Linked DNA regions of Homo sapiens: all the other regions are linked to region 3. Evidence: chromatin contacts called from ENCODE Hi-C or POLR2A ChIA-PET data. All regions are on one chromosome and are shown on one strand. The core of a region is the stretch at or near the end of the contact, and the rest is flanking DNA. Distances in the headings are between cores, read along the strand shown.

Region 1 (2,700 bases), core at 72-2,571, 580 kb after region 3:
AAAAAAAAAAAAAACCCTCCTTTTGCAGGCTTAATATTAGCCTTAGCTCGGAATCACTAGGTTCAAGCTTTAATTTCCATGCCAGAGTTATTCACTGGGTTTTTGAAACTAAGTGTTGGAAAATACAGTGAAGTTACTAAAACACAGTGTTTACATAAAGGATGGAAATTTTAAGATGCTTACTTTTTTTTTTTTTTTTTTTTTTGAGGACTCTCCCTCTGTCGCGCATGCTGGAGCGCGATGGAGGGATCTCAGCTCACTGCAACCTCTGCCTCCCGAGTTCAAGCAATTCTCGGGCCTCAGCCTCCCAAGTTGCTGGGATTACAGGCGCTTGGCACCACTCCAGGCTAATTTTTGTATTTTTAGTAGAGAGAGGTTTCACCACGTTGGATAGGCTGGTCTAGAAATTTGACCACGTGATCCGCCCGCCTCGGCGCCCCAAAGTGCTGAAATTACAGGCAGGAGCCACCGCGCCTGGCCGGGAAGGGGTTATTAGCCCTAATGCAGTTCTGTTTTTGTTTTCCCTCCATTGGCTGGGGTCAGACCGCACAATCTAAGCTGATCCCGGTTGGCTTACACTCAAGCTTTTTCCAAATCGGGTAATGCGCGATTTGTGAGAAAAGGAGAAGGGAGAAGAAGGGGTAGGGGTGATTTACAACTTTTCCAACTTATGACCAGGAAGTTGCGTCTTTGAAGAAGAACTACGTTGTACTAACAACCCTTTACCTCAAGTGATCCGCTCGCCTCGACCTCCCAAAATGCTGGGATTACAGGCATGAACCACAGCGACCGGCCCCATAAGTTTTTAATAGGAGAAAAGAGAAACTGTCAACCCCATGGACCAAAGCTCTTCCCATTCATGAACCTGCACCCCGAGTCAGGATTCTCCCCCGAGAACCCTCCCGTGCTCCCTGCACAATCTGGGAGAGACGCAGCGCTGTGGGTGCAGAGCTGCCCAGAGAGGGCTCCAGGCCAGGGCAGGGAAGAGACAGGACGCCGCGGGGCCCGGCTGTCGGCGCTGTTGCCATCTTATGGCTGAAGGGGACTGAGGCCGAACTGGGCAAGGAGAAGTCGGTCGCAGATTGTGGAGCTGACTGCGGGGAGGCCTAAGTCCCGCCACAGCCACTTCCCATCGGTTCCAACCAGTCCCTCCCCTCTCTCGGAATGCTGGAAAGGCACTCTCACCATTTCTAGGCTTCCGGGGGTCCCTCAGCTGTGGATCTCCCAATACCTGCAGGTCACAGGGCCACAGAGGCTGGAGAAGAAGACACGAAGCAGCTAAGACCAGATTTGGAGCACCAGCTGCAGCAAGAGACAAATGGCCGCGCCAAACCCGAAAGCCTTCCTCTTCGCTCCAGCTGCCTGCATGATTGGACGGTTTCCAACCCAGCGTCCCTGATTGGATAATGCTTAAGGCCCCGCCTCCTCAGTCCCTGAGTGACAGAAGATGTGATCACATGCTGGGCTGAGTGAAGAAAGAGTCACAGCCTCAGCTGCAGCCTTTTCAGGCCGGGCTTCCTCCTTGAGCTGAGCCAGGCCCACCGGAGAGCATGGGAAAATTCTTTTTTACTCTTTCTCTTTTTGAATGTATTCAAAAGGTGAACAGAAGTATTTGGCTGTCATATTAATAATACAAAAAATTTTTGTTCAAGAGAAAACTTTTACTTTGGTAATAGTGTATTATCAATACGAAAGCTAATTTTAATAAAACCTTGTAAGTAAATCAAATTTGTCATTTTTGACCTCTCGAGACTTACATATACATCATATATATTTTGTAATCTAATGTAATTTTTTTAACTTTTTATATTTTATTTTTATCTACATTCTTTTTATTTTTTCAATTTGAAACAACTTTTAAGTAATTTCAAACTGTTATAGGAGACAGAAAGGAAATCATTTAGGGCCAGGCGCGGTGGCTCACGCCTGTAATTCCAGCACTTTGGGAAGCCAAAGAGGGCGAATCACTTGAGGTCAGGAGTTCAAGACCACCCTGGCCAACACGGTGAAACCCCATTTCTACTAAAAATACAAAACCTTACCTGGGCGTGCTGGTGCACACCTGTAGTCCCAGCTACACCGAAGGCTGAGGCAGGAGAATCTCTTGAACCTAGGAGGTGGAGGTTGTGTAACCGCCCAAGGAGTTTACCTTGCCCTTTGCCCAGACAAAACCAATTCATCAAGACAGGGGAATTTGTGGAGGAAAAGTTAAATATTTAATTTGAACTCAATTGAACGTGGACACAAACAATGGTCACCAAGTCCTGGAAGAGGTTGTGTGAGCCCCTTGAGGCGTTCATCCAGTGCTATTTTAGAGAAATCTCTATGTCAATCTATTCAATCTATTCCTATACATTCGTTATTGAAAAACAATAGACAAGGCCGGGCGCGGTGGCTCACGCCTGTAATCTCAGCACTTTGGGAGGCTGAGGCGGGCGGGTCACGAGGTCAGGAGATCAAGACCATGCTGGCTAACACGCTGAAACCCCGTCTCTACTAGAAATACAAAAAATTAGCCAGGCCTGGTGGCAGGCGCCTGTAGTCCCAGCTAGTCGGGAAGCTGAGGCAGGAGAATGGTGTGAACCTGGGAGGCGGAACTTGGAGTGAGCCGAGATCGCGCCACTGCACTCCAGCCTGGGCGACAGAGCGAGACTCCGTCTCAAAAAAAAAAAAAAAAAAGAAAGAAAGAAAAAGAAAAAC
Region 2 (2,700 bases), core at 162-2,661, 840 kb before region 3:
GCGGATCACCCGAGGTCGGGAGTTCAAGACAAGCCTGACCAACACGGAGAAACCCCGTCTCTACTAAAAATACAAAATTAGCCGGGCGTGGTGGTGCCTGCCTATAATCCCAGCTACTCAGGAGGCTGAGGCAGGAGAATTACTTGAACACGGAGGCGGAAGGTGCAGTGAGCCGAGATCGCGCCACTGCAGTCCAGATTGGGCAAGAAGAGGGAAACTCCATCTCAAAAAAAAAAAAAAAAAAACAAAAAACTAACTCAAATGCTTTTTTTTTTGTAAATTACTACACTGGGGAAAACAAATACAGGGTTAACTATTAACTGGAATTAAGCTCTGATTACATAACCAGGAAATTTTGTAAGCTGAAGATGGAAATTAAGAAACTACGTAACCCTACCTAACCAATAACTGAATTTGCGTTTTTGTACCATGCGCAAAGTCTTTCCTTCAAGCTCCTCCAAAGGACCACAAACTACATCCCACAGCTGGGTGCTTTACAATTTTAGAACCACTCTTTAATTAAATTCTTTAATATTTTGCAGTGACTCCCCTTTTTTTTTTTTTTTTTTGTTTGAGATAGTCTCATTGTGTCAACCAGCCTGGAGTGCAATGGCACAATCTTGGTCTCCTGGGTTTAAGCGATTCTCGTGCCTCAGCCTCCCACATAGCTGGGATTACAGATGCCTGCCACCACATCCGGCTAATTTTTGTATTTTTAGCAGAGAGGGGGTTTCACCATGTTGGCCAGGCTGTTCTCGAATGCCGGACCTCAGTGATCTGCCCGCCTCCCAGCAAACTGCTGGGATTACAGGCATAAGCCACCGCGCCCGGCCACTCCCATAGATTTTTAATAGGAGAGAATGGGAACTGGGAACCCCACGGACCAAAGCTCTTCCCGCTCATGAACCCGCATCCCGAGTCACTATTCTCACCTGACGCCCCTCCCATGGTTCTTGCACAATCTGGGAGAGACTGCGGAATTGCGCGTGCAGAGCTCCCCAGACAGGGCTACACGTCAGGCACAGTCACTGCGGAGGGAAGACAGGACGCCCGGGGCCCGGCTGTCAGCACAGTCGCCATCTTATGGCTGAAGGGGACTGAAGCCGAGCTGGGCAAGGAGAATTCCGGGCGCAGATTGTGGAGCTGACTGCCGGGAGACCTAAGTCCGCCACGGCCACTTCTCACGGTTCCGACCAGCCCCTCCCCCTCTCTGGGGATGTCAGACTCGGCACTCTCACCATTTCTAGGCTTCCAGGGGGTCCTGGAGTCTTAGCTGTGTATCTCCCAATATCTGCGGGTCACAGGGCCACACAGGCTGGGCCTCTAAGAACAAAGGACACAGAAATGAAGACGAGACCTGGAGCTCTGGCTGCAGCAAGAGCCAAACGCCCCGCCATATTCCGGAAACCGTCCTGTCGCTCCAGCTGCGTGCCTGATTGGATAATGTTTAAGACCCGCCCTCTCAGGCCCTGAGTGACAGAGGGTGATCAGTTGCTGGGCAGAATGAAGCGTGACAGCCTAGCTGCAGCCTTTTCAGGCAGGCTTTCCTCCGAGCTGAGCCAGGCCCACCCTAGAGGGTGTTTGCATTGAACCTTGTGTGTAAGGTCATATGCATTTATAAATATACTATATGGCTAGTCACAAATGAAAAGAATATAATAACAATTACTTTTAAATTTTAGCTTTTATCACCTTCCTAGCTTCTGGTCCTTTGAGCAGGCAGCCTGAGATTTTAAAAAGGAGGCAGTCCTCTGAAATAAAATGTGAGCCACATGTGAATTTTTAATTTTCCAGTAGCCAAACTTTAAAAAGAAACATGAAACACGTGGAATTGATTGTAATAATGTAACTAACCCAATATGTTTAAAGTATTATAATTTTAATATGTGAGCAATGTGAAAGGAAAATATCTTGGGCCCCCAAAATTACTAAGGAAAACTCAAGCTGGGAACTAAAGGCCAATCAGAAACTCAAAAGAATTTGAGTCCACCTATCTGTGACCTGGAAGCTCCCTCCAGCTTCGTGTCTTCCTGCCTTTGCTTCAAGTTGTCCCACCTTTTCAGACTGAACCAATGTACTTCTTACATATATTGATTGATGTCTCATGTCTCCCTAAAATGTATAAAACCAATATGTTCCCTGACCACCTTGGGCAGGTGTCCTCAAGACTTCCTGAAACTATGTCATAGGCGTGTTCTCAACCTTGGCAAAATAAACTTTCTAAATTAACTGATGTCTCAGATTTTCTGGGGTCACAGCAATATGTAATTATTAAGGCACTATATATATTTTTGGAACTAAATCTTCGAAACCAACTCTGTATTTTACTTTTCTAGCAAATTGCAGTTCAGACCAGGCACATTCCAGGCACCCAGGAGCCACACATGGCCAACAGCCACCACGTTGAAGTGCAGCTCTGATGTCAGGTGGGTGGAGGCCCTGAACATCCCTTTTCTGCCAGAGGTGAGGAGACAGCCTCTCTCTACTAACATCTATCTTCGGTTCTGAGGGTGCGATAGATAGTGGCCATAGCAAGGGCAGAGGGCAGCACAAATAAAATAACCACAGGTAGACCACTCTTTGCCACCTGTTGTCCACCTTTCATCCAGAGATCAGACAGTGAACAAAAAATTCTGGGGCCACAGGAGACAGGAGAAGAAAACTCTATGTCTTTGGGTCTGTCCACAGTCTTAACCTCTA
Region 3 (2,700 bases), core at 16-2,515:
AAAAGTCAACTTGTTTTTTTTGCGATTGGCTATTGTTTTTCAATAACTAACGTATAGGAATAGATTAAAATAGAGATTTCTCCAAAACAATCTGTGCCCAGTTCTCTTTGCCCAGCTTGGCCTCAGTCCCATTCAGCCAGAAGATGGCAGCTGCGCTGACAGCCAGGCCCCCAGAAGTCCTGCCTCTTCACTGCGCTGTGACTGTGCCCTGGCCTGGAGCCCACTTTGGGCAGCTCTGCACCTGCAGCATGGCGTCTCTCCCAGATTGTGCAGGGACCAGGGGAAGGTCGGCAGGTGAATGCCTCAAGGGGCTCACATAACCTGTTCCAGGACTTGGTGACCATTGTTTGTGTCCATGTTCAACTGAGTTCAAATTTAATATTTAACTTTTCCTCCACAAATTCCCCTGTCTTGATGAATCATCTCTGTCTAGGCAAGATGAAGCCCTTAGGCCGTTACACAACCTCCGCCTCCTGGGTTCAAGCGATTCCCCTGCTTCAGCCGCCGTAGCACCTGGGACTACAGGTGTGTACCACCACACCTGGCTAATTTTTTGTGTTTTTACTAGAGATGAGATTCAACATGTTGGCCAGGCTGGTCTTGAACTCCTGACCTGAAGTGATCCACCCACTTTGGCCTCCCAAAGTGCTTGGATTACAAGCGTGCACCAGCGGACTGGCCCTAAATGATTTCTTTGTCTCTTGTAACAGTTTGAAATTACTTAAAGGTTGTTTCAAATTGAAAAAATAAAAAGAATGTAGATAAAAATAAAATATAAAAAGTTAAAAAATTACATTAGATTACAAAATATGTATGTAAATCTCGAGAGGTCAAAAATGACAAATTTGATTTTTTATAAGGTTTTATCAAAATTACCTTTAGTATTGATAATACATTATTGCCAAAGTAAAAGTTGATTTTCTCTTGAACAAAAATTTTATGTATTATTAATATGAGAGCAAAATACTTCTGTTCACCTTTTGAATACATTCAAAAAGAGAGAGAGTAAAGAAAAGATAGAATTCTCCCATGCTCTGGGGTGGGCCTGGCTCAGCTCAGGAAGGAAGCCCTGCCTGAAAAGGCTGCAGCTTAGGCTGTCACTCTTTCTTCACTCAGCTCAGCGTCTGATCACATCTACTGTCACTCAGGGCCTCAGGGGGCGGGGCCTTAAGCATTATCCAATCAGGGATGGTGGGCTGGAAACCATCCAATCAGGAACGCAGCTGGAGCGAAGAGGACGGTTTCCGGGTTTGGTGCGGCCTTTGTCTCTCGCTGCAGTCAGAGCTCCAGGTCTGGTTCTTCTCCTAAAGGCCCAGGCTGTGTGGCCCCGTGTCCTGCAGGTATTGGGAGATCCACAGCTAAGACACCGGGACCTCCTGGAAGCCAAAAATGGTGAGAGTGAGGGTCCGACATCCCGAGAGAGGAGAGGGACTGGTTGGAACCGGTGAAAAGTGGCTGTGGCGGGACTCAGGCCTCCCCGCAGTCAGCTCCACAGTCTGCTCCCCCAGTTCTCCTTGCTCAGCTCGGCCTCAGTCCTGTTCAGCCATAAAATGGCAGCTGCGCTGACAGCCGGCACCCGGGCGTCTTGTCTCTTCACTGCGCGGTGACTACCCTGGCCTGGAGCCCTCTCTGGGCAGCTCTGCACCCGCAGCGTGGCGTCTCTCCCAGATTGTGCAGGGACCAGGGGAGGGTGGGCAGGGGAGAATCCTGACTCGGGGTGCGGGTTCATGAATGGGAAGAGCTTTGTTCCTTTGGGTTTACAGTTTCTCTTTTCTCCTATTAAAAATGTATGGGGCCGGACGCTGTGGCTCACGCCTGTAATCCCAACGTTTTGGGAGGCCGAGGCGGGCGGATCACTTGAGGTAAAGAGGTGTTAGGACAACTAAGTTCCTTTTAAATGACTCAACTTTCTGGTCATAAGTTGTAAAAGTTGTAAATCAACCCTACCTCTTCTTCTACCCCCTTTTCCTTTTCTCGCAAATCGCGCATTTACTTTATTTGGAAAAAGTTTGGGTCTAAGCTTACCAGGATCAGCTTAGATTGTGCGGTCTGATCCCAGCCAATAGGGGATGGAAACAAAAACAGGAACTGCATTAGGGTTCAAAACCCCTTTCTTGCTGGGCGCGGTGGCTCAAGCCTGTAATCCCAGCACTTCGGAGGCCGAGGCAGGTGGATCACGTGGTCAGGAGTTCTAGACCAGCCTGGCCAACGTGGTGAAACCCGTCTCTACTAAAAATACGAAAACTATCGGCGTGTTGGCACGTGCCTGTAGTACCAGCCACTTGGGAGGCTGAGGCACGAGAATTGCTTGAACCCGGGAGGCGGAAGTTGCAGTGAGCTGAGATCCAATCATCGCGCTCCAGCCTGCGTGACAAAGCGAGACTCCGGCTCAAAAAAAAGAAAAAAAAAGTAAGCATCTTAAAAATTCCTTTATGTAAACATTGTGAGTAATTTCACTGGAGTTTCTAACACTTAGTTTCAAAAACCAAGTGAATAACTGATGTGGACATTAAAGCTTGAACCTAGTGACTCCAAGCTAAGGCTAATATTAAGCCTGCAACAGGGTATTTTTTTTTTTTTTTTTTTTTTTTTAGACACAGTGTCGCTTGTGGTGCCCAGGCTGGAATGTAATGGCGTGATCTCGGCTTACTGGGTTCAAGCGATTCTCCTACCTCAGCCCCACCAGTAGCTGGGATTACA
Region 4 (2,700 bases), core at 8-2,507, 800 kb after region 3:
CAACTCCTGACCTCAAGTGATCCATCCACCTCGACCTCCTGAAGTGTTGTTATTACAGGCGTGAGCCACCGCGCCCGGCCCCATAAATTTTTAATAGGAGAAAAGGGAAACTGTGAACCCTGACAGATATAATAGATTCCTCTTCAAGGGCCTAACTTTCTTGTTCCTTGTTCTTAGGACCAACTTTTTTGTACCTCTTTGTACCTAGACACCCGCTCCGTAAACAACCCAAACCGCCTGTTCCAATCTGCGACCCGAACCCCTTCCTTATTTGGAAAGTAGCCAATCGGGTCAGCCTAGATTGTGAGGTCAGACCCCGGCCAATGGGGGAAGGACACAGAGGCAATAACGGCGTTTAGGGTTAAAAACCCCTTTCAAACTGGGAGGCCGAGGCGGGCGGATCAACTGAGTTCGGGAGTTCAAAACCAGCCTGACCAACATGGTGAAACGGCATGTCTACTAAAAATACAAAATCAGCCGGGTGTGGTGACGCATGCCTGTAACCCCAGCTACTCGGGAGGCTGAGGCAGGAGAATCACTTGAACCCGGGAGACGGAGGTTGCAGTGAGCCGAGATCGCGCCATTGTACTTTAGCCTGGGCCACAAGAGCAAAACTCCGCCTCAAAAAAAAAAAAAACCTTCCTTCCTTTCTTCTGTGTGCTCTTGCGATCAGGTCGGACGCGAGCAGCACTCTTCTTCAGAAGTAAATATGCCTTCCTGTGAAATTTTCTAAGTGCTGGGTAGTTTTTTGTTTTGTGTTGTTTTGCGGCACCAAGCGCTTGTTTCTAACAACCTCACGGACCAAAGCTCTTCCCATTCATGAACCCGCAGGGAACCGAGTCAGGATTCTCCCCTGACGACCCTCCCGTGGTCCTTGCATGATCTGGGAGAGACGCGGTGCTGCGGGTGCAGAGCTGCTGAAAGAGGGCTCCAGGCCAGGGCACAATCACTGTGCCGGGCCCCGGATGTCACCGCAGCCGCCATCTTATGGCTGAAGGGGACTGAGGCCGAGCTGGGCAGGGAGAACTCCGGCGGCAGATTGTGGAGCTGACTGTGAGGAAGCAGAGTCCCGCCAGAGCCACTTCCCACCGTTCCAAACAGCCTCTCCCCTCTCTCGGGACGTTGGACCCGGCACTCACCATTTCTAGGCTTCCAGGGGTCCCGGGGTTTAGCTGTGGCTCTCCCAATACTTGCAGGTCACACGGCCACAGAGGACGGGCCTCTATAAGCACAGGACACAGAACACTGAGGATAAACCTGGAGCTCCCGCTGCAGCGAGAAACAAAGGCCCCCAGAAACCATGTGGTTCGCTCCAGCTGCGTGCCTGATTGGACGGTTTCCGGCCCAGCGTCCCTCATTGGATAATGCCTAAGGCCCCGCCTCCCCAGCCGCTGAGTGACAGATGTGATCAGATACTGGGCTGAGTGAAGAAAGAGTGACAGCCTAGGCTGCAGCCTTTTCTTTCTTTCTTTCTTTCTTTCTTTCTTTCTTTCTTTCTTTCTTTCTTTCTTTCTTTCTTTCTTTCTTTCTTTCTTTCTTTCTTTCTTTCTTTCTTTCTTTCTTTCTTTCCTTTCTTTCTTTCTTTCTTTTTCTTTCTTTCTTTCTTTCTTTCTTTTCTTTCTTTTTTCCCCCCACCGAGACGGAGTTTCCCTCTTGTTGCCCAGGCTAGAGTGCAATGGCACGATGTTGGCTCACCGCAACCTGCACCTCCCGGGTTCAAGCGATTCTCCTACCTCAGCCTCCCATGTAGCTGGGATTACAGGCATGCCTCACCACGCCCGTCTAATTTTTTGTACTTTTAGTAGAGACAGGGTTTCTCCGTGTTGGTCAGGCTGGTCTCGAGCTCCCGATCTCAGGTGATCCGCCCGCCTCGGCCTCCCAAAGTGCTGGGATTACAAGCGTGAGCCACCGCGCCTAGCCTAGCTGGAGCCTTTTCAAACGGCTTCCTCCCTGAGCTGAGCATCCCATCCCAGAGCATGGGAAAATTCTATCTCATATTCTCTCTCTTTTTGAATGTATTCAAAAGGTGAACAGAAGTACTTTGCTGTCATATTAATAATACATGAAATGTTTGTTCAAGAGAAAGTCAACTTTTACTTTGGTAATAGTGTATTATCAATACTAAAGCTAATTTTAATAAGACCTTGTAAAGCCAGGTGCGGTGGCTCAGGCCTGTAATCCCAGTACTTTGGGAGGCTGAGGAGGGCAGATCACTGGGTCAGGAAATCGAGACCATCCTGGCTAACACGGTGAAACTCTGTCTCTACTAAAAATACAAAAAATTACCCGGGCGTGGTGGCATGCACCTGTGGTCCCAGCTACTCAGGAGGCTGAGGCAGGAGAATGGCTTGAACCCAGGAGGCAGAGGTTGCGGTGAGCCAAGATCGCACCACTGCACTCAAGCCTGGGTGACAAAGTGAGACTGCGTCTCCAAAAATGAATAAATACATAAATAAAACCTTGTAAATAAACAAAATTTGTCATTTTTGACCTCTCGAGATTTACATATATAATTTGTAATCTCCTGTAATTTTTTAACTATATTTTATTTATATCTACATTCTTTTTATTTTTTCAGTTTGAAACAACCTTTAAGTAATTTCAAACTGTTATAGGAGATAGAAAGAAATCATTTAGGGACAGGTGCGTTGGCTCACGCCTGTAATCCCAGCACTTTGGGAAGCCAAGGTGAGTGGAATA
Region 5 (2,700 bases), core at 176-2,675, 620 kb after region 3:
CACTGTAATCACCCTGAGAGCTTTAAACCATATTGTTGCCCAGATCCAACTCCAAGGATTCTAATTTAATTGGTCTGTTGCAACTTGGGCTTCAGGGATTTTAAGTTTACATCCTGCCCCGCCCCTCCAGTCATTCTCCACACCCCCCGCCGCCACCACCACCCTCCCCACGAAGTCTCACTCTGCAATGGCGCGATCTCGACTCACTGCAACCTCCGCCTCCCACGTTCAAGCCATTCTCCTGCCTCAGCCTCCCGAGTAGCTGGGATTACAGGCGTGTGCCACCATGCCCGGCTAATTTTTGTATTTTTAGTAGAGATGGGGGTTTCACCATGTTGGCCAGGCTGGTCTCGAACTCCTGACCTCAGGTGATACGCCCGTCTCGGCCTCCCAAAATGCTGAGATTATAGGCGTGAACCACCGCTCCCAACCCCGCAGGTGATTTTTATTTGCCAGGGGTAAGAAGCACTGGATCTGATGAAGAATGCATTAGCTGTGAGTGATTTTCATGTATGCTGCCGGGATTTGCCCCATGGCAACTCTGGAGACTGGGGTTTTAGAAAACATCCTTGCCCTGTTAAAAATTAGAAGATGACTTCAAGACATACTCAGCTGCTTGGCTAAATTGCAGAAAGAGAAAATGCCTTCTTCAGAGATCTTTTTTTTTTTAAACTTGGTTTCACTCTGTCACCCCGGCTGTAGTGCAATGGTGTGATCGTGGCTCACTGCAGTCTTGGTCTCCCAGGGTCAAGTGATCCTCCCGCCTCAGCCTTCTGAGTAGCTAGGACTGCAGGCGTGCACCACCAGACTTGGCTAAATTTTTAATTATTTTTTGTAGAGATGGGATCATCGCTATGTTGCCCGGGCTGGTCTTAAAACTCCTGGCCTCAAGTGATGCTCCCGCCTCAGCCTCCCTAGTTGCTAGAACTACAGGCACAGGCTACCACGCCTGGTTTCTTTTTTAAAATGTGGCTACTAGAAAATGTAAAATTCATATGTGCTTCACAGTTTATTTCTTAGAGAATTGCCTCCCTTGCGACATCTTAGGCTGCCTGCTCAAAAGACTGGAGGCTAGGAAAATGATGAAATCTGAGATTTTAAAATAATTGTCATTATATTGTTTCCATTTGTGAATAACATATGTATACTATTCACAAATAAAGATAACTTTATATACAAAGTTAAATGCAAATGTTCCCCAGGAAGGGCCAGTTTCCAATTCAGGAAGGAAGCGCGCCAGAAAAGGGTTCAGGAAAAACCTGTAACTCTTGCCTTATTCAACACATTCTCAGATCACGCCTCCTGTCACTCATGACCTGAGGGGGCGGGGCATGGAACTGTATCCAATCATGGGCGCTAGAGTGGGAACTGTCCAATCAGGTGCGCAGCCAAGGTAGAGGGGGCGGTGTCCTGGAGCTGGCGGGGCCTTTGTCTCGCTCCAGCCAGAGCTCAGGGTCCATCTTCATTGCTTAGTATCCTCTGCTCTAGTAGTTCCCGGTGACTGTCGCAGCCTCTGTTGCCCTCTGACTTGCAGATGCTGTGAGATCCAGAGCTAAGACTCCACGACATCCCGGAAGCCGAAAAATGGTGAGTGTGCCAGGCCGCGCATCCCGAGGTGGGGGCAGGGCTGGTTGAAACCGGCCGGAACCGGCAGTGACGGGACTGGGGCCTCCCAGCTGTCAGCTCCGGAGTCTGCGGACTGGAGTCCCCGGCAGGCACAGCTCGGCCGTCGATCACCTCCGGGCACAGGATGCGAGGTGGGCCAGCAGCCGGGACCCTGGGCGGGCATCCCGTTCCGTTCTCCCGCTTCCCGCCCGGAGCCCACCCTGGGAAGAGCCGCGCGCGTTCTTGCGTCTGCCCCGACTGCGGGGACAATGGAAGCGTCCTCAGGGCAGAGTCCAGACCCCGTGTGTGGTTTGTGCGTGGGAAGTGCTGTGATCCCGGGGGTCCTCAGTCTTTTCCTTCTCCTGTTTAAAAACTATGGGAGTCACCTTTAAAATGTTGAAAACTTATTGAAGTTAACAGTGATTTATGCTCAGAGAGCACCCAGCCACGGTTTGTGGTTGGGGGTCCAGCCGAAGAGCTTGAAGGAAAGTTTTTTATAAAGTGCAGGATGAAGCAAACCGAATTCAGTAACTGACTCGTTCCAGTTATGTAGTCATCTTATTTAGACTATTCAGGTTGTCATTGCCTGGTTATGTAATCAGAAGTTAATTGAAGGTTTGTGGTTGCTTAAATCTGAAAAATCTGAATTTTGTTTCCCCCTAAGGTAGCAATTTACAAGAAATGTATTTGCCTTTGATTTTTTTTTTTTTTAATGTAGGAACTCAGGGTACTAGAGCCACCTCAGTCTAACTGCCTGCTATTTATTTAACACTCCACAGAAGTGGTTTTCTCTTGGATTTTCCAAATGTGTGACAAACAGAATCTCAAAGCTACCACTCTGTTGCCCCAGCCTAACTCTGACTTGCAGTTGAATTTTAAATTTTCAGTTCTTTCCTGACATTCTTCAACACCAACTTCCCCTCTCTAATTCACAACATTATCAACTATTAGTCCTTTTTTGTACATTTCAGACACAGTATTTTGATTGATCATTATTTCAAAGAGCAGCGGATGGCACTTTTTAGAAAAAGAATTGTTTTTCATTTGCAAACATTTTACAGGAGATGAAAGCAGAGAATAATCCCAACACTCCAC
Region 6 (2,700 bases), core at 101-2,600, 700 kb before region 3:
GAGGTTGGAGTAATGAGGGATGGGGGTTAGACTTAAGACCCTGATTGGGACCCAGGTGAAAAATGCAGCAGAAAATCAGTTCCCTGTGGAGTGTGAAAATAATTAAGTGGCAGGCAATTAGACTGAGGTTTCTCTAGTCCCTGGGTTCCTACTTCAATTTAAAAAATCTAACTCAGGCGCATTATTTTTAATTACTAAATTCAGAGAAACAAAATTGAGGCTTCACCTACTATAAACTGCCAATTGAGCTCCGATTACATAACCAGGAAATTTTCACCTTTAATGTACAAATTAAAAAACCACGTAACTGTACCTAACCAATTACTAAATTTGGTTTTCTTCATCATGCATTTTACAAAAGACTTTCTTTCAAGCCTCTCCCATAGACCACAAACTAAAAACCACAGCTTGGTGCTCTACAATTCTAGAACCACTTTTTGATTAAATTATTTAATAAGTTAATTTTTTTTTTGAGACAAGAGTCTCGCTCTGTCGCCCAGGCTGGAGTGCAGTGGCACGATCTCGGCTCACTGCAAGCTCTGCCTCCTGGGTTCACGCCATTCTCCTGCCTCAGCCTCCTGAGTAGCTGGGACTACAGGCGCCCGCCACCACGCCCGGCTCATTTTTTGTATTTTTAGTAGAGACGGGGTTTCACCGTGTTAGCCAGGATGGTCTTGATCTCCTGACCTCTGATCCGCCCACCTCGGCCTTCCAAAGTGCTGGGATTACAGGCGTGAGCCACCGCGCCCAGCCTAGAACCACTCTTTGATTAAATTCTTTTAATATTTTTGCAGTGACTCCCATTAACTTTTAATAGGAGATAATAGGAACTGGGAACCCCACGGAACAAACCTCTTCCCATTCATGAACCCGCACCCCAAGTCAGGATTCTCCCCTGACGACCCTCCCACGGTCCCTGCACAATCCGGTAGAGAAGCGGCGCTGCGGGTGCAGAGATTCCCCAGAGAGGGCTCCAGGCAAGGGCACAGTCACTATGCAGGGAAGAGACAGGACGCCCGGGGGCCGGGCTGTCGGCGCAACCGCCATCTTATGGCTGAAGGCGACTGAGGCCGAGCTGGGCAAGGAGAACTCGGGGCGCAGATTGTAGAGCTGACTGCGGGGAGGCCTGAGTCTCGCCACAGCCACTTCCCACCGGTTCCAACCAGCCCTTCCCCTCTCTCGGGATGTTGGACCCCGCACTCTCACCATTTCTAGGCTTCCAGGGTGTCCCGGCGTCTTAGCTGTGGATTCCCAATACCTGCAGGTCACAGGACCAGAGGCTGGGCCTCTAGGAGCAGAGGACACAGAGCAGTGAAGACGAGACCCGGAGTTCCAGCGGCAGCCAAAGACAAAGAAGCGGACAAATCCCGCCACATCCCGGAAGCCGTCCTCTCCGCTCAAGCTGCGTGCCTGATTGGACAGTTCCCAGCCCAGCGTCGCTGATTGGATAACGTTTAAAACCCCACCCTCTCAGGCCCTGACTGACAGAAGATGTAATTAGATGCTGGGCTGAATGAAGAAAGAGTGACCGCCTAGGCTGCAGCCTTTTCAGGCAGGGCTTCCTCCTTGAGCTGAGATAGGCCCACCCCAAAGGGTATTTGCATTCAACCTTGCGTATAAGGTCATATGCATTTGTAAATACTATATCATATGGCTATACATAAATGAAAAGGATATAATAACAAATGTTTTAAAATTTCAGGGTTTTTTTACTTTCCTGGCTTACGGTCCTTTGAGCAGGCAGCCTGAGATTTTAAAAAGGAGGTAATCCTCTGAAATAAAATGTGAGCCACGTGAATTTTGAATTTTCTGGTAGCCAAACTAGAAAATTAAAAAGAAACAAGGGGCCAGGCATGGTGGCTCACGCCTGTAATCCTAGGACTTTAGGAGTACAAGGCGGGCAGATCAAGAGGTCAGGAGTTTGAGACCAGCCTGGCTAACATGGTGAAACCACGTCTCTACTAAAAATACAAAAATTAGCCGGGCGTGGTGGTGGACATCTGTAATCCCAGCTACGCAGGAGGCTGAGGCAGGAGAATTGCTTGAACCCGGGAGGCGGAGGAGGTTGCAGTGAGCAGAGATCGCGCCACTGCACTCCAGCCTGGGCGGACAGAGCGAGACTCCGTTTTGGGGGGTGAAAAATATAAAGAAACAAGAGGCCACGCGCAGTGGCTCACGCCTGTAATCCCAGCACTTTGGGAGGCCGAGGCTGGTGGATCACGAGATCAAGTGATTGAGACCCTCCTGGCAATATGGCTAAACCCTGTCTCTACTGAAAAAAATATAAAAATTAGCCAGGCGTGGTGGCGCATGCCTGTAATCCCAGCTACTGGGGAGGCTGAGGCAGGAGAATCGCTTGAACCCGGGAGGCAGAGGTTGCAGTGAGCCGAGATTGCGCCACTGCACTCCAGCCTAGTGACAGACTGCAACAACAGCAACAACAACAACAACAATAACAAGGAACAGGTTGAATTGATTGTAACAATGTAATTAACCTAATATATACAAAATATCATTTTAATGTGTGAGGAATATGTAATTATTAATGAAGTATATAAATATTTGCAACTAAATTTTTGAAAATAACTCTGTGTTTTACCTTTCTAGCATATCGCGGTTCAGACCAAGCACATTCCAGGCACCCAGGAGCCACACATGGCAGCTCTGATGTCAATGGTGTGAAGGGCCAGAGGGGAAGGA

The links. Hi-C counts contacts between places; a loop is a spot of excess contacts on that map. ChIA-PET counts read pairs that join two places held with the same protein, here RNA polymerase II (POLR2A). Pooled maps may share reads with other maps.
Region 1: a loop to region 3 is called in a pooled map, with 10 times the contacts of the local background. The contact joins the promoter of ZNF90 here to the promoter of ZNF626 in region 3. A Hi-C loop is called at or near these places in 6 of 50 pooled maps. POLR2A ChIA-PET finds 5 or more read pairs at or near these places in 3 of 52 experiments (WTC11, activated CD4-positive, alpha-beta memory T cell and activated naive CD4-positive, alpha-beta T cell).
Region 2: a map of gastrocnemius medialis shows a loop between it and region 3 (4-fold over the local background). The contact joins the promoter of ZNF429 here to the promoter of ZNF626 in region 3. A Hi-C loop is called at or near these places in 3 of 168 maps with a recorded cell type or tissue (ascending aorta, gastrocnemius medialis and naive thymus-derived CD4-positive, alpha-beta T cell), 1 of 37 single-sample maps with no recorded cell type and 10 of 50 pooled maps. POLR2A ChIA-PET finds 5 or more read pairs at or near these places in 9 of 52 experiments (CD4-positive, alpha-beta T cell, CD4-positive, alpha-beta memory T cell, activated B cell and 6 more).
Region 4: a loop to region 3 is called in a pooled map, with 7 times the contacts of the local background. The contact joins the promoter of ZNF253 here to the promoter of ZNF626 in region 3. A Hi-C loop is called at or near these places in 7 of 50 pooled maps. POLR2A ChIA-PET finds 5 or more read pairs at or near these places in 5 of 52 experiments (CD4-positive, alpha-beta T cell, OCI-LY7, activated CD4-positive, alpha-beta memory T cell and 2 more).
Region 5: a pooled map shows a loop between it and region 3 (9-fold over the local background). The contact joins the promoter of ZNF682 here to the promoter of ZNF626 in region 3. A Hi-C loop is called at or near these places in 8 of 50 pooled maps. POLR2A ChIA-PET finds 5 or more read pairs at or near these places in 4 of 52 experiments (AG04450, CD4-positive, alpha-beta T cell, activated B cell and 1 more).
Region 6: a pooled map shows a loop between it and region 3 (10-fold over the local background). The contact joins the promoter of ZNF738 here to the promoter of ZNF626 in region 3. A Hi-C loop is called at or near these places in 6 of 50 pooled maps. POLR2A ChIA-PET finds 5 or more read pairs at or near these places in 3 of 52 experiments (WTC11 and naive thymus-derived CD4-positive, alpha-beta T cell).

What each region holds. Positions count from the first base shown.
Region 1 is chr19:20,076,621-20,079,320 of GRCh38, reverse strand. ZNF90 (zinc finger protein 90) reads right to left here and starts at 1,321. Exons shown (of 4, transcript NM_007138.2): 1 at 1,186-1,321. The coding sequence starts at 1,188. RefSeq lists an enhancer at 899-1,378.
Region 2 is chr19:21,504,313-21,507,012 of GRCh38, reverse strand. It overlaps ZNF429 (zinc finger protein 429), which reads right to left and starts at 1,411. Exons shown (of 4, transcript NM_001001415.4): 1 at 1,239-1,411. The coding sequence starts at 1,241. RefSeq lists enhancers at 426-1,027, 723-1,082, 1,093-1,412, 1,028-1,630.
Region 3 is chr19:20,660,136-20,662,835 of GRCh38, reverse strand. ZNF626 (zinc finger protein 626) reads left to right here and starts at 1,265. Exons shown (of 4, transcript NM_001076675.3): 1 at 1,265-1,392. The coding sequence starts at 1,390. RefSeq lists a silencer at 1,071-1,140.
Region 4 is chr19:19,864,439-19,867,138 of GRCh38, reverse strand. ZNF253 (zinc finger protein 253) reads right to left here and starts at 1,257. Exons shown (of 4, transcript NM_021047.3): 1 at 1,140-1,257. The coding sequence starts at 1,142. LOC124904664 (a long non-coding RNA gene) reads left to right here. Exons shown (of 4, transcript XR_007067169.1): 1 at 1-703. RefSeq lists an enhancer at 797-1,226.
Region 5 is chr19:20,038,230-20,040,929 of GRCh38, reverse strand. It overlaps ZNF682 (zinc finger protein 682), which reads left to right and starts at 1,425. Exons shown (of 4, transcript NM_033196.3): 1 at 1,425-1,587. The coding sequence starts at 1,585. RefSeq lists an enhancer at 1,079-1,655.
Region 6 is chr19:21,357,650-21,360,349 of GRCh38, reverse strand. It overlaps ZNF738 (zinc finger protein 738), which reads right to left and starts at 1,350. Exons shown (of 5, transcript NM_001355237.2): 1 at 1,207-1,350. The coding sequence starts at 1,209. RefSeq lists enhancers at 989-1,288, 2,080-2,637.